2 separate regions of the Homo sapiens genome follow, and region 2 is linked to region 1. Evidence: chromatin contacts called from ENCODE Hi-C or POLR2A ChIA-PET data. All regions are on one chromosome and are shown on one strand. The core of a region is the stretch at or near the end of the contact, and the rest is flanking DNA. Distances in the headings are between cores, read along the strand shown. Region 1 has its middle 290 kb from the start of G2E3. Region 2 overlaps G2E3 (G2/M-phase specific E3 ubiquitin protein ligase).

Region 1 (6,099 bases), core at 1,670-4,169:
CTTTGTGTAGAGGATGATTGGCAGCAAAGTCGGCTGAGTCCCAACGGATGAGCTTGTTAGCAAAACCCTAGCATCCTATCTCTAATAAAGCATATCAGCAGTACATTTTGTCCTATCTATTAGCCTCTCTGTTTCTTTTTTTGTGAAAAGCTGAGTGTCCCTTTGAAGCAATGACAAATAAACCCCTGAACTGAAGTGCTAGGCTGCCTTACGGACAGCTGGATAGTAAATGTCACACCGTGTAGAGAATGCCTATTATCAGAGTGAGCCATTTGTTCCCGGCCTTTCAGTATCTTAATGTAATACAAAATTGCTAAATCAAGCCCCATGTCTGTGACAGAACATAATTAATGAGAAAGCAGGAGCCAATTCAACACTCTTTATTGGGACCTAATTGGCTCAGGCAACAGAGTTGTCACTCAACAAGAGACTTCCTTTAAAGCAATTTTGTTCTTGGTTGTATTACAGAGCCTATTAAATTGTCCCCTCCTTGATCACACAAAGAAGTATCTGCATGCAATAATTAGCTTTTCCAGGGGGAATTTTTTTTAACTCATGCGATACCGAATCATTCTAAAACCGTCTGGAAAAACACCCAGGCCGTGGGGATGTGCTGCCATACTGAGCTGCACTGTAGGCTATTTTCCAGGCGGCCGAGGCAGCAGGGATCTGTGCTGCAGAAAGCTGAACAGGAGCCCCAAGGAAAAGAGAAGCATGTTCAAATGTGGAGGGTGGGAGGATGAGAGAGGGAGTGGGTAGAGGAAATTACTTTGATGGATAATCATAGCTCACGTCATAATCTGCAGTTAGAAAGGGCAAAAAAGGAATGCCTGTATGTACATATTTAAACATATGTTTAGTTTTTGTAGTCGTACCCAAGTCACTTAGAAATCAAAATTAACAAGGCCATGGCAGGGGTGGAGGTTAAATACATAGAGAAACCTGAATTGTCTAGAGCAACATTAATACATTCGACCACATCTTGGAGTTTTATGGGGCACGCTGTCTCAAAACCAGCACAAATATTTAGTGGCATGTGATTATTCATTACAATCTGAAATTTCGCTTTTGGGAATTGTGCTCCCCCCACCCCATTTAACAAACCTCAAAATAAATTTAGACCTGGTATTTACATTATTGTTATAAAACTGTTTCTTTTTTTTCTGTCACAGTATCACAGACTTCAAATAAATCTGTGCCTTCTCTTCATAAGTTTTAAGACAATGTGACATGCAGTAACTGGAGACCATGGAGAACTGAGCTTACAGTTGATACTGGCATTTGCTAGGATTTGGATGAAAAGGACACAACTGGTTAAACTAGAGGAAAAGCAAATGGGAAAGTTGTAGGAAATATACTTTAAAACATACAAATTAAGCAATGAATTGTATGGATGTTAAAACTGCAATATTTGAGATCAGAAAAAAATTATTAAAGGTTGATTTAAGTGACAGCACTTTGAACAGTCTAAATAAAGGCAAGTATGTGGCTCTTTTCTTGAAATATCTGTCAATATCTCCCTTCTGTGCCTTCAGAAACAACGCAGACTGTCTAGTTTGCATGGCAGCAGCATTTGGTTGGATTTAGAGAGAGCGGCTTGCCTCGGCATTGTTATTTGCCTCAATGTGGAAGTGCCAGATCCTAGGAAAGAAAGGAAAGAAGGCAAACCTCTAAAATAGAGGAGAGCTGTGCTGTTCTTGCTTTTCTGTGCAGTTTGGAGAAGGTTTGCAGCTGCTGAAATCCCAGGACTGTGCCCCAGCTATGACGGCATTATGCAGCAGGCGCTCAAAGTATAGTGTTTTTTAGGTTTTCCAGCATTTGCCGACATATTAGCTGTATTGCTTAATTGTAATTTACTTGCATCTACAGAGAAATCATTTTGTTTCCCACCCCCTCTCAAACCTACCTCTAAAGAGTGAGCAAAGTGGGATTTATGAATGCACTCTAAATGTTTGAGAAAGATTAGCTGTTATTCTATAGGGTATTAGAAAATAAAACTAACAGCAATACAAAAATATTAGTCAATAATGGCCTTTCCCAGGTGACTCTTGAACCTTGTGAAAGCACACATTCTCAACAAAGATTTATTAGTCTAGTCGGGGAACACATGATAATGATAGCAAGAGCTGCCAGAATTTAATTTGCTTTAATTAATCATTTGCTTCATAACACGACGATTTTCCCCCTCCCCCTCCCCTTTTGTAACTGTCTAGATTATTTTAAAACATTAGATATTACACTGTGGATGGCTGATGAAACTGAAATTGAATGCTGTAAAAGTTAGATTAAAAATTCATTTAACAGTATAAACATTTCAGAGTGCAGGATGGTGCCGATTAGGTCAAGTGAGTATGGAGTGATAAAACAGTCATGGAGCTGAGAGAAAAAATATTGTCAGAGGGCATTCAAACAGCTGAATTTAGTCTAATTTAAATGTTATAGCAGACACACAAAAATTGTTAACTAGAAATATCGTTATAATTACTCTTTGGTATTTTAGCAACACAGACTGGTAAGAAGTCAGAACCTAGGTTTAAACACATTTATTCATTTCACTGTACAAACAAGCTTTGGTTGCAACTGGAATTCGTTCTCATGGTTAGGCCAAGGGCCCTCCATGGAGTGCTGAAGCTGAGTCAAAGACCACCTCGCCTGGCCCTCGTAGGAGAATTAAATGGAGTCGCTCAGATTTCCAGGATAGCCAAGACACCAGCTATTTTCATCATGCTCCTCTGGACAGCACTGAGCGGCAAGTGTCTCCTCCACGTCTGGCCTGGGAAGTGGCCAGGCTCAGAGGCAGGGAGACTGGGCTCAGTTAAGCCTAACAGAGATGCTGGCCTTCAGCCACGAGGGGGAGCTCACGGACACCCCTACTGACAATGCAGTGCAATTGGCTTGAGAAGCTAAAGCTTTCCCAAGGGTTTGAAGAACGACACGGCGCCTGACATCGCCGCTGACGACTGCTGATGTGAACGCTTTTGTGTGACAGGCTGAGGGGAGCTGGGGCGGGGAAACTTACATTTGTCTAGGCTTAGTGACCAAGCAAAACGCTTGTGTTCCGAGGTCTTTCAGCTTCCTCCATTTTGCTGATGCCTCGATGGACAACCTCAGCACTTAATTCTTACCCTTGTCTTTGTGAGCCTCCCCCACGAGTTGATTGGCTGTATTAAACGGGATTAAGCCCAAATAAATGCTCAGAATTCTTCATCAGCTCCCCATCGTCTACAAGATAAACTTCCTTCGGGTGTCACCAAGGCACTGAATGAACTGGTCCCTTCCTGTGCCTGTATCTTAAGCGTCATTTCAGCTCTCATCCCACTCTACCCAGCACATTGCTCATTAGCTACGCCTACTTCTCAGTCGTGTCCCTCTAACCCGTTGCCTTGCCTCAGCCTGATTGTCACTCTTTACATCACCCATCTTTGATTCCCTCGGAAACAGTGCTCACCTTGTAAGGTTCCTGTGAGGATTAAATGAGGTAATTTAGTAGTATGAGCCTGGAATATAGACGGTACTAGTGAGTGTTAGCTGTTATTATTAAGGACTTGCTTACGATCCTGTCCTTACACTTTGTACAACTTTCCCCCATATCAAGGACATTATAGTATTGCTTATTCACATGCCCTTCTCCTCACGATATTATAATCCTCTTGAGGATTATGTTTTTTAAATTTTTGGATCCCCAACCTAACACGATGTTTGGCTGCCATGTTGTAGGTGCTCAATAAATGTCTCCTGTATGAACTAGTGGCTGTTTGTTGTAAAGCATTCTGCAGTTTGGTCACTGGCCAATTTTTAAGAAGTATATAAGACCTTAAGTATTTTTTAAAGAAGCAGACATTTGGGTGGCTGCATACCATTTTTTCTCAAGCAGGTTTTCTAACCGTTTTCAGAATCAGTTAACAAAAAACTCTCACAAGGCCAGGCATGGTGGCTCACGTTTGTAATCCCAGCACTTTGGGAGGCCGAGGTGGGTAGATCACCTGAGGTCAGGATTTTGAGACCAGCCTGGCCAACATGATGAAACCCTGTCTCTACTAAAAATACAAAAAAGCAAAAAAATTAACTGGGCATGGTGGCATGCACCTATAATCCCAGCTACATGGGAGGCTGAGGCAGGAGAATCATTTGAACCTGGGAGGTGGAGGTTGCAGTTAGCTGAGATCACACCACTGCACTCCAGCTTTGGTGACAGAGTGAGACTCCACCAAAAAAAAGAAAAAATAGTAACAATATAGTCCCAATATATATAACAAATATATATATATATATATATATATATATATATATATATATGTCCCAAAAATAGTAACAATATATATCTCTTTGTTTTTTCAAATGCAAATAGTATTTTCAAGGACAATCAATTCATTACCTAATTCATTAAAATTGATCATCAATGAACTCAAGATGTTTTCATAAACAATTCATCCTCTAAGTACGAAACTTGGCTGTCACTCACTCTATCTAAAGGCATCTTCCAAAATGAGTTCAATAGAGGCAGCAGGGATAGAGTTGGTGTGTATTTTCTCACTGCGGTTCTTTGATGGAGACTATATGCTCTGTTTAACTTTTAAGTTCTTAACATAACAAACGGTTCCATTTCCTTGTCTACTCTACAGAACTCACCTGAAATACAATCAATTGCAATTATAATTGTAGAGTAGTCTGACATAGTCTGCCCATCAAGGTGAGAAAATGAGAGAGGTAAGAGCCCTATTCTGAGCCTCAAGAAAGTTTCAGGCTGGGAGAATCACCTAATTTGGAATTTTGTAAGGAAAAGAACATTGAAATCTCTTGCTTCACCAACAGTGGAAAGGCTTATAGATACTCGCTGTCAAGAAAGCCAGTCTTGCAGCTCTTTTCAATTTCCTGGGAAGTCAGGATATCCACTGCAGCTCACGGCACACCTTCACAGTAGAGTCACAGCAAGCTTTGTGCCAAGGAACAGGACAACATCATAGAAATTTGGGGGTCTCCTTGGAATTCTTAACCCTAAAATGCAGGGGGAAATTACAAACTGGTATTCATATGATTGACTTTGAATCTCACTGAAGGGATGTGAGCTGAAGAAAAATGTACTGTCATTTGCTTGGTTCAGAATTTCTGAGTGTTGGGGGCTGGTAGGTAACTCCTGTGGTCCCACAGAGAGCATTGTAATCAAGGAGAGCTCTTTACATCCCCTCTAGCTCCCTGCAATACGCACTGGCAGAATTGGTTAAATGAGCCGCCATACTCTGGTCAATATGAATAGGCTTGTAAGATGCTCAGTTTGATTTAATGGCCACCCATGGACTTCCATATGCAGAAAGAACTGTCACATTCAGTCTGAATAAAGCTCGAAAAATCAACTACTCCATTTGGTGTTGTAGTTGCATTTTAATGTCCTCTTCAGAATTCTCCGTTATAGTAACATCTCTGCAATCAGTCTAGCATAAAAAGACCTGTTTATAATAAATTGGTCAGCCTCTTATGTACCTATCTTTTCTGATAGGATAGAGAATGATAAGATTGTTCTTTGTAGACTAGGCTATAAGATTTTTAATATGACAAGTTGTATCTCTCCATTTATACAAGTGATTTATTTCAGGTTTTATTTCTGTTTTGAGTCTTTGTTTTCATGTTAACTCATAATTGTCCTGGGGGAGGGAGGAGGCAAATGGATTTCACCCACGAATTGTAGATCTTTGGGAGATGTTTGAGTGAGATGAAGTTTATAAAGAAGCCAGTTCTTGAACAACAAAATTGCTCGGTTTTTTTGCCATACTTTCAGCTAGGAAAGCAACTAAGTACTTTTGTGACAGTTGTGAACTACAGTGCCCTGGACAGAAAATGTTGGCAGAAGCAGAAGTGCGCCACTGATTTGTATGACTATTCTGAGGTGGAATAATCACACTGCCTTGTTAGTTCATAATAATCACCCAGTACAGAGGACCCTAGACCTTTGGAATCACTCAAAATTTTCATTACAGAACCAGCAGTCTTTTAGACGTGCTCTGGTGTACCTCAATGTTGAAACTGCATATTACAGGTTATGCTCCTGTAAATAAAGGACATTTTGTTATGCCCACACTCAGCTGTGTTCCCTACTGTGATTTC
Region 2 (6,099 bases), core at 1,374-3,873, 340 kb before region 1:
AAAATGAGTCTGAAACACCTTGTGATACCATATAGCAAAAAAGCTTACAAAGACCATTAAGGCTCACATCGAAAGAATTAAAAACAATAATATAAAGAGACTTATACTGGTCCAAGACATATAAACTTCAGTAGTAATAGTAACTATAAAGATTTTAAACACATCAAATATATTTAAATCTATGGATTAATGATACTACTTTTTTTTAAATGAATTTATCAGGTTTGAGATGATATCTGGTATTGGCTTTAAAATAATACTGGAGTCAATAACAAGGGTAGGATAAAGATGAACAAGACAGGCACAAGTTAATAAGTGTTAGATCTGGATGGTGATTACAGACTTTCATATGTGTATTTCCATTGTTTAAAAAAATTGTAAGAGTGTAAGGAGATACATAAGTTGTCTAACTTAGACCAGTGTTCTAAACTAAAGGACAGCAGGAATCATACATACCTTGTTAATCAAAGAACGGTCAATATATGTATTACCCAGCAGATAAAAGGTACTCAATAAATAGTTATTAAATGAATGCACAGAGACAGAATAGTTGGCTCATGTGGTAAGAGTTTTAAAAAGAATATTTTTTAGAAAAAAATTATAATCTGAAGCAGTGGTTATTTCTATGAAAGCATCATACATTTACACAATTCTTTTTTCATTTTTTTGAGAGGGAATCTTGCTCTGTCACCCAGGCTGGAGTGCAGTGGCATGATCTTAGCTCACTGCAACCTCCGCCTCTTGGGTTCAAGCAATTCTCCTGCCTCAGCCTCCCAAGTAGCTGAGATTACAGGAACCCACCACCACGCCCGGCTAATTTTTGTATTTTAGTACAGACGGGGTTTCACCATGTTGGTCAGGCTGGTCTCAAACTCCTGACCTCAAATGATCTGCCTGCCCCAGCCTCCCGAAGTGCTGGGATTACAGGTGTGAGTGAGCCACCATGCCCGACCTACACAATGCTTATTAAATGATCAGAACAGTAACCATCCTAAAAAGGCTTAAGTTATTATTTAAAAATAGCATTTAAATTTTTTTCTGAGAAAAACATCTCACTTATTACCAAATATATCTCACATTACAAGATAATTAACCACTTTAAACATGTAATTTGAAAGAGCCATATATTAATAGAAACAACTTACCTTTCAAAGGGTGTGTGGACTCTCTGAATTACATGGTAGCCAAGTATGTCTTTTACTAACATATATTTATCACTTAATGTCGTTATAAGTCTGAGACATCCAATTAACTCAAGGTAGTTATAGCATTCATTTATTATTGACTTTAAGTCAGCTACAGTTGTTGCAGTATTTATCTGTAATGAAGGAGAAAATACAGCCACTTTACTCATTTACTTTTGAGTGACATGCACATTTCAAATGATACTTGTTAATTTATACTCAAATTTCTTAGTACATATGGGTGCAGTAAAAGTAAACCAAGAAATATTCTTCTAGAATAAATGTCTGATCATCCAGTTCAACAAATTTGTCTATTTCTGCCTTCAAGAAATCCAGAGTATAATGCCACTTTACTACGTGAAACTATTTATAAAAAAGGAAATAACTGACATTGAAAAATTATATAGCACTAGGTAAGACTAGCTACTAGGGAGGCTGAGGTGGGAGGCCTGCTTGAGGCCAGAAGTTCAAGAACATCCTGGGCAACACAGCTAGCCCCCCTCTAAAGAAAAAAAAAAAAGGCCTGGTGTGGGTGGTATACACCTGTAGTCCTAGCTACTCTGGAAGATGAGGTAGAAGGATTTTGAGCCCAGGAGTTGGAGGTTCAGTGAGCTATGATCACACCAATGTACTCCAGCCTGGGTGACAGACTGAGACCTTATCTCTTAAAAAGAAAAGAAAAAAAAAGAGAAAAGTTACCTAGTACTAGATAGGCAAGAAAGATGACCTGAGAATTCATGAAAAAGAGTAACAGCTGAGAATTAAAAGATGGACAGAATTTTATCAAGAATATTTTAGTGAACAGCATAAACAAAGAAATACTTGGCCATTTATGTGCAAGACACTTTCATACAGGTTAGCTCTTAAAGGTACAGATGGAGAAAGTTAAAAATAGGAAACAATCCATTAACAGAAAATTTACTTGCAATTTCCTTTTCCTAAAACATTCTTAGAGATTTACATGACTTCTTTTCATTCATTCAAAATCTCTGCTGAAATCTCCTAAGTTTTTCATGACTATTCTGCTCAAAATACTATCTTTACACCCTGTCGGAGTAATAATTGGGTATATGTTGCCTCATCCCTGCAAACCCTCAACCCTGAGTTTCAGCTGGGCACATAGCCAAACTTTTGCTGCAGCTAGGTGGGGCTACATGACTGTTCAATGGGATGTAAGTAAAAACAACATGTCAAACTTCCCTGCTCTCAACTTCCACTTTTCTCCTTTAAGAGCAAGCTTCAACCATGTGGATGCAAACAATAATGCTAAGTGTTACACGATAATGAGAGGAAGGAACTCAAGTCCTTAGACGGTTTTGTAAATCACAACTCTATCTCGAAAACAGAGGGCCATCTGTATAAAGGGCCAGATAGCATTTTATGCTTTTCAAACTATATGGTATCTGTTGCAGCTACTCAACTCTGCCACTGTAGCGTGAAAGCAGTCAGATCAGTAGCAAATGGGCATGGCTGCATTCCAATGTAACTATTTACCAAACAGGCAACAAGCCAGAACGTGACTTACAGGCCATTTTTTGCCAACTCTTACCCTAAAATCTAGACAATGGATTTTACAGAACAGTAAACATCTGCCTTGTTTGAGCCACTGTCTTTCTGGGTCTATGAGATACAGAAGTTTAGCCTAAAACCTAACTTGTATATACTCCAACCCTTATCCATCTCCTTTTATTCTGTTGTATGTATGCATGTATGTATTTATGTATACATTTATTTATTTGGGATGGAGTCTCACTCTGTTGCCCATGCTGGAGTGCAGTGGCATGATCCCGGCTCACTGCCACCTCTGCCTCCCGGGCTCAAGCGAGCCTTTCAAGCAGCTGGGACTATAGGCGCGCGCCACCACACCTGGCTAATTTTTTTGTATTTTTAGTAAAGATGGGGTTTCACCATGTTGGCCAGGCTGGTCTCGAACTGCTGACCCCGGTGATCCACCCACCTGTTCTCCCAAAGTGTTGGGATTACAGGCGTGACCCACTGCGCCCGGCCATATTCTGTTTTATTTAGCATTATAATACATTTTACTACGTGATGGCATATTACATTTGTTGTTTATCTTCTGTGTTCTCTCTTAATGTAAATTCCAAGAAGGCAGATACTTTGCTTCACTACTCTATCTTTAGTAACAAAACAGTACAGAATACATAGTATTTCTTAAATAAATGAACAAACACTGGATAAAAAGTACAGAAACTGGAGTAGATAAAGCCATGAAGAGAGGTGAAGGTCTTAAATGCCCTAATGAAGAGCTTCAACTTCGTTCAACAGGCAATGAGAAGCCACTGGGGGATTCCTGAGGAAGAAAGCAATATGGTCAAAACTGTACTTTTGGAAGAATCATCCCAAATAAGAATATTAGAACAACATTCTAATTGTCTAAGCCTAGGGAAAATTTGAGTTTGGTAAAATAGGCACACTAGAAACAGGAAGGAAAGGTTGACAATAAGTCAGTCTTAGAGGCAGGTGACTTGACATATAACTGGAAAATGGAGGAGTATGAAAATGACTCTCCAAGACAGCTTGGAAGTAAGAAGTCTCTTGGAAAGAAAAGGCAAACAGGTAAAAACACAAAAAAGCCCCACAAAAAACAATCAAACAAAAAATTCTGGGAAAAATACTATTTTTATCTTAAACATGTTAGACTCAATGTGCTAGCAAGACCCAGGTCTTATCTGTATATAAAAGTCCGGGGGCTCAAAAATACAGGTCTGTAAATCATTCAGAAAGATTACAGGAGAGAAGAAGCTCTCCAAATAATAAAGAATGATGACTGTTAAGACAACACTGAAAAATGCTAAGTTTCAGGGGTAAGAAGAAGTAAGAAGCATTAAAGAAGAGAGAATCATCAGAAGTAGGAGGAAGTACAATATTAAATAAAATATTGCAGAGAAATTCTAAGTGGTAATTGCAGAAGTCACAGCAGATGAAAAATTAGAAAAGGCCTTTGGACATGGATATTTAGCTCCCTGGATATAAACTATGAACTAGCTAACTTGAGACTGGTGGTAGGGACAGAAGCCTGATTACAAGAAATAAATAGGAAATACGAAGTAGAGACAATGAAGCTTAAATATACTTTTTTTTTAGTAAAGAGGGCACAAAAAGAAAAACGAAGAATTAAAGGGTCAATTTAAAACATGATGTTAGGATAAGCAGTCTTAGGGCAAATAAACAGAATTGTTGTAATACACTGTAGCAACTCACACTTCAATAGTGCTTACTGTGTGATTTAGAAACTGAGGTTTAGTAAGATTAATATGCCCAAAGTGACACAACATATAGTAGTTATAAGAGTTGGCATTCAAAGTAAAATCTGACTTCCAAGCCTGTGCTTTTTTTTTGAGACAGTGTCTCCCTCTGTTGCCCAGGTTGGAGTGCAGTGGTGTGAGCTCAGCTCACTGTAACCTCCATCTGCCGGATTCAAATTATTCTTGTGACTCAGCCTCCAGAGTAGCTGGGATTACAGGCACATGCCACCACGCCTGGCTAAGGCCTATGCTTTTAATCATTAAACAACACTGCCTGTTAATTGAGACAATGGATAGAATATGCTTAAGTAGGAGGGAGGTTAAGGAAGAAAAGTTAAATGGCTTGCATTGTCTCAGTTTTTAAAGCAGTAACATGTTGGCAATGACACTTATATGGCATTATGATAAATGAGTGTTTGCACATGTGACATGTTTAGTACAGGTCCCATTATAAGTGCTGAATAAATGAACTATTTTTAGGCGGACGCATTAAGTCCTCCCCGATCCCTACCACTTGTTTCCCTTTGGAAGAAATTCAGCCTAGTCTTTCTCTCCATCTATCATTCATACCTCCCTATAGAAGGAAGGAAAAGTATTCTAACTGGTAAGCCAAATCCTTCCTCTCTTCAGACCCATCGGCCTCCATCAAAGTGCACTTTCATCTGCTTTCTAGCTTGCAATAGGGAATCTGCCTCACGTTGTCTCTAGCAAGGCAGGCAAATCCATGTATTTCTGAGGAGTATTCACAAGCCATGGTGAACACAGACCAAAATCACATTATCCAACTGGTTTTACCAACATTAAACGTGGCACTTTAATCTCCAGCCATCTGACTTTTAAAACTATCTTTTAACTGGTTCAGAACTCCACTGGTAAACAGAAATATATGTTTACAATCCCTAACTCCTTCATAGATAATACTATTATTTTATTGCAGATCAGTCATTTACATTAAAAGATACCTAGAATGTAGTGTGCATTTTAATAAACAGATACATTGCTTACCCTGATTATAATCTGTGCCACATCAAAGTCTGAAACATCATCTAAAATTGGCTGGGTATTTTCTGGTCCATAAACAAGGCAGTTAAACAAGGTTTTAGAAAAGAAACCAGGTGAAGGACCACCGTGAACTAAAGAAATGGCAAGCATTTTGCCAGCTTCATAGTAAAGATTCTCTTTCAGAGCTGTAAATACAGATGAAAATATATCAAATACACTTCTATTATTATAAGATAACCATCATTTTTTATATTAAAAATTAGTCCAAAAATCTAAGCATTAGATAAATATAATTCTTAGAAGCTATCATTATGTAGAAAATATAGATCTTACCTAAAATATAAAAAAAGACACATTTTTCTGAATATAAAGTAAAAATCTATTGTAGAAAACATAAAACACAATAAACCTACCACCATAATAACCACTGTGAACACTTTGGTGTACAGTCATGCACCATATAAGGATGTTGTGGTCAAGAATGACCAAATACACTAAGGTGGTCCCTAAGATTATAATGAAGCTGAAAAACTCCTATGACCTAGTGATGTTATACTGTCATAGCACAATGCATTACCTTTTGTATATTTAGATATACATATACTTACCATTGTGTTACAATTGTCTACAGTATTCAGTACAGTAAC

What was found. A loop is a pair of places that touch in the nucleus more often than their neighbours do. ChIA-PET counts read pairs that join two places held with the same protein, here RNA polymerase II (POLR2A). Pooled maps may share reads with other maps.
Region 2: a loop to region 1 is called in a pooled map, with 6 times the contacts of the local background. The contact joins two enhancer-like sites. A Hi-C loop is called at or near these places in 1 of 37 single-sample maps with no recorded cell type and 3 of 50 pooled maps. POLR2A ChIA-PET finds 5 or more read pairs at or near these places in 1 of 52 experiments (H1).

What each region holds. Positions count from the first base shown.
Region 1 is chr14:30,267,616-30,273,714 of GRCh38, reverse strand. No RefSeq gene overlaps it. Among named protein-coding and RNA genes, the nearest start is that of G2E3, 290 kb to the left of the region's middle. RefSeq lists enhancers at 1-1,171, 2,721-3,222 and a silencer at 2,870-2,919. Within about 2 kb of position 2,919, at least 3 of the 41 ENCODE cell types and tissues checked have a DNase peak (open chromatin) inside an H3K27ac peak, as active enhancers do.
Region 2 is chr14:30,607,426-30,613,524 of GRCh38, reverse strand. It overlaps G2E3 (G2/M-phase specific E3 ubiquitin protein ligase), which reads right to left. Exons shown (of 15, transcript NM_017769.5): 12 at 5,456-5,637; 13 at 1,146-1,318. Among named protein-coding and RNA genes, the nearest start is that of SCFD1, 12 kb to the left of the region's middle. Within about 2 kb of position 2,623, at least 3 of the 41 ENCODE cell types and tissues checked have a DNase peak (open chromatin) inside an H3K27ac peak, as active enhancers do.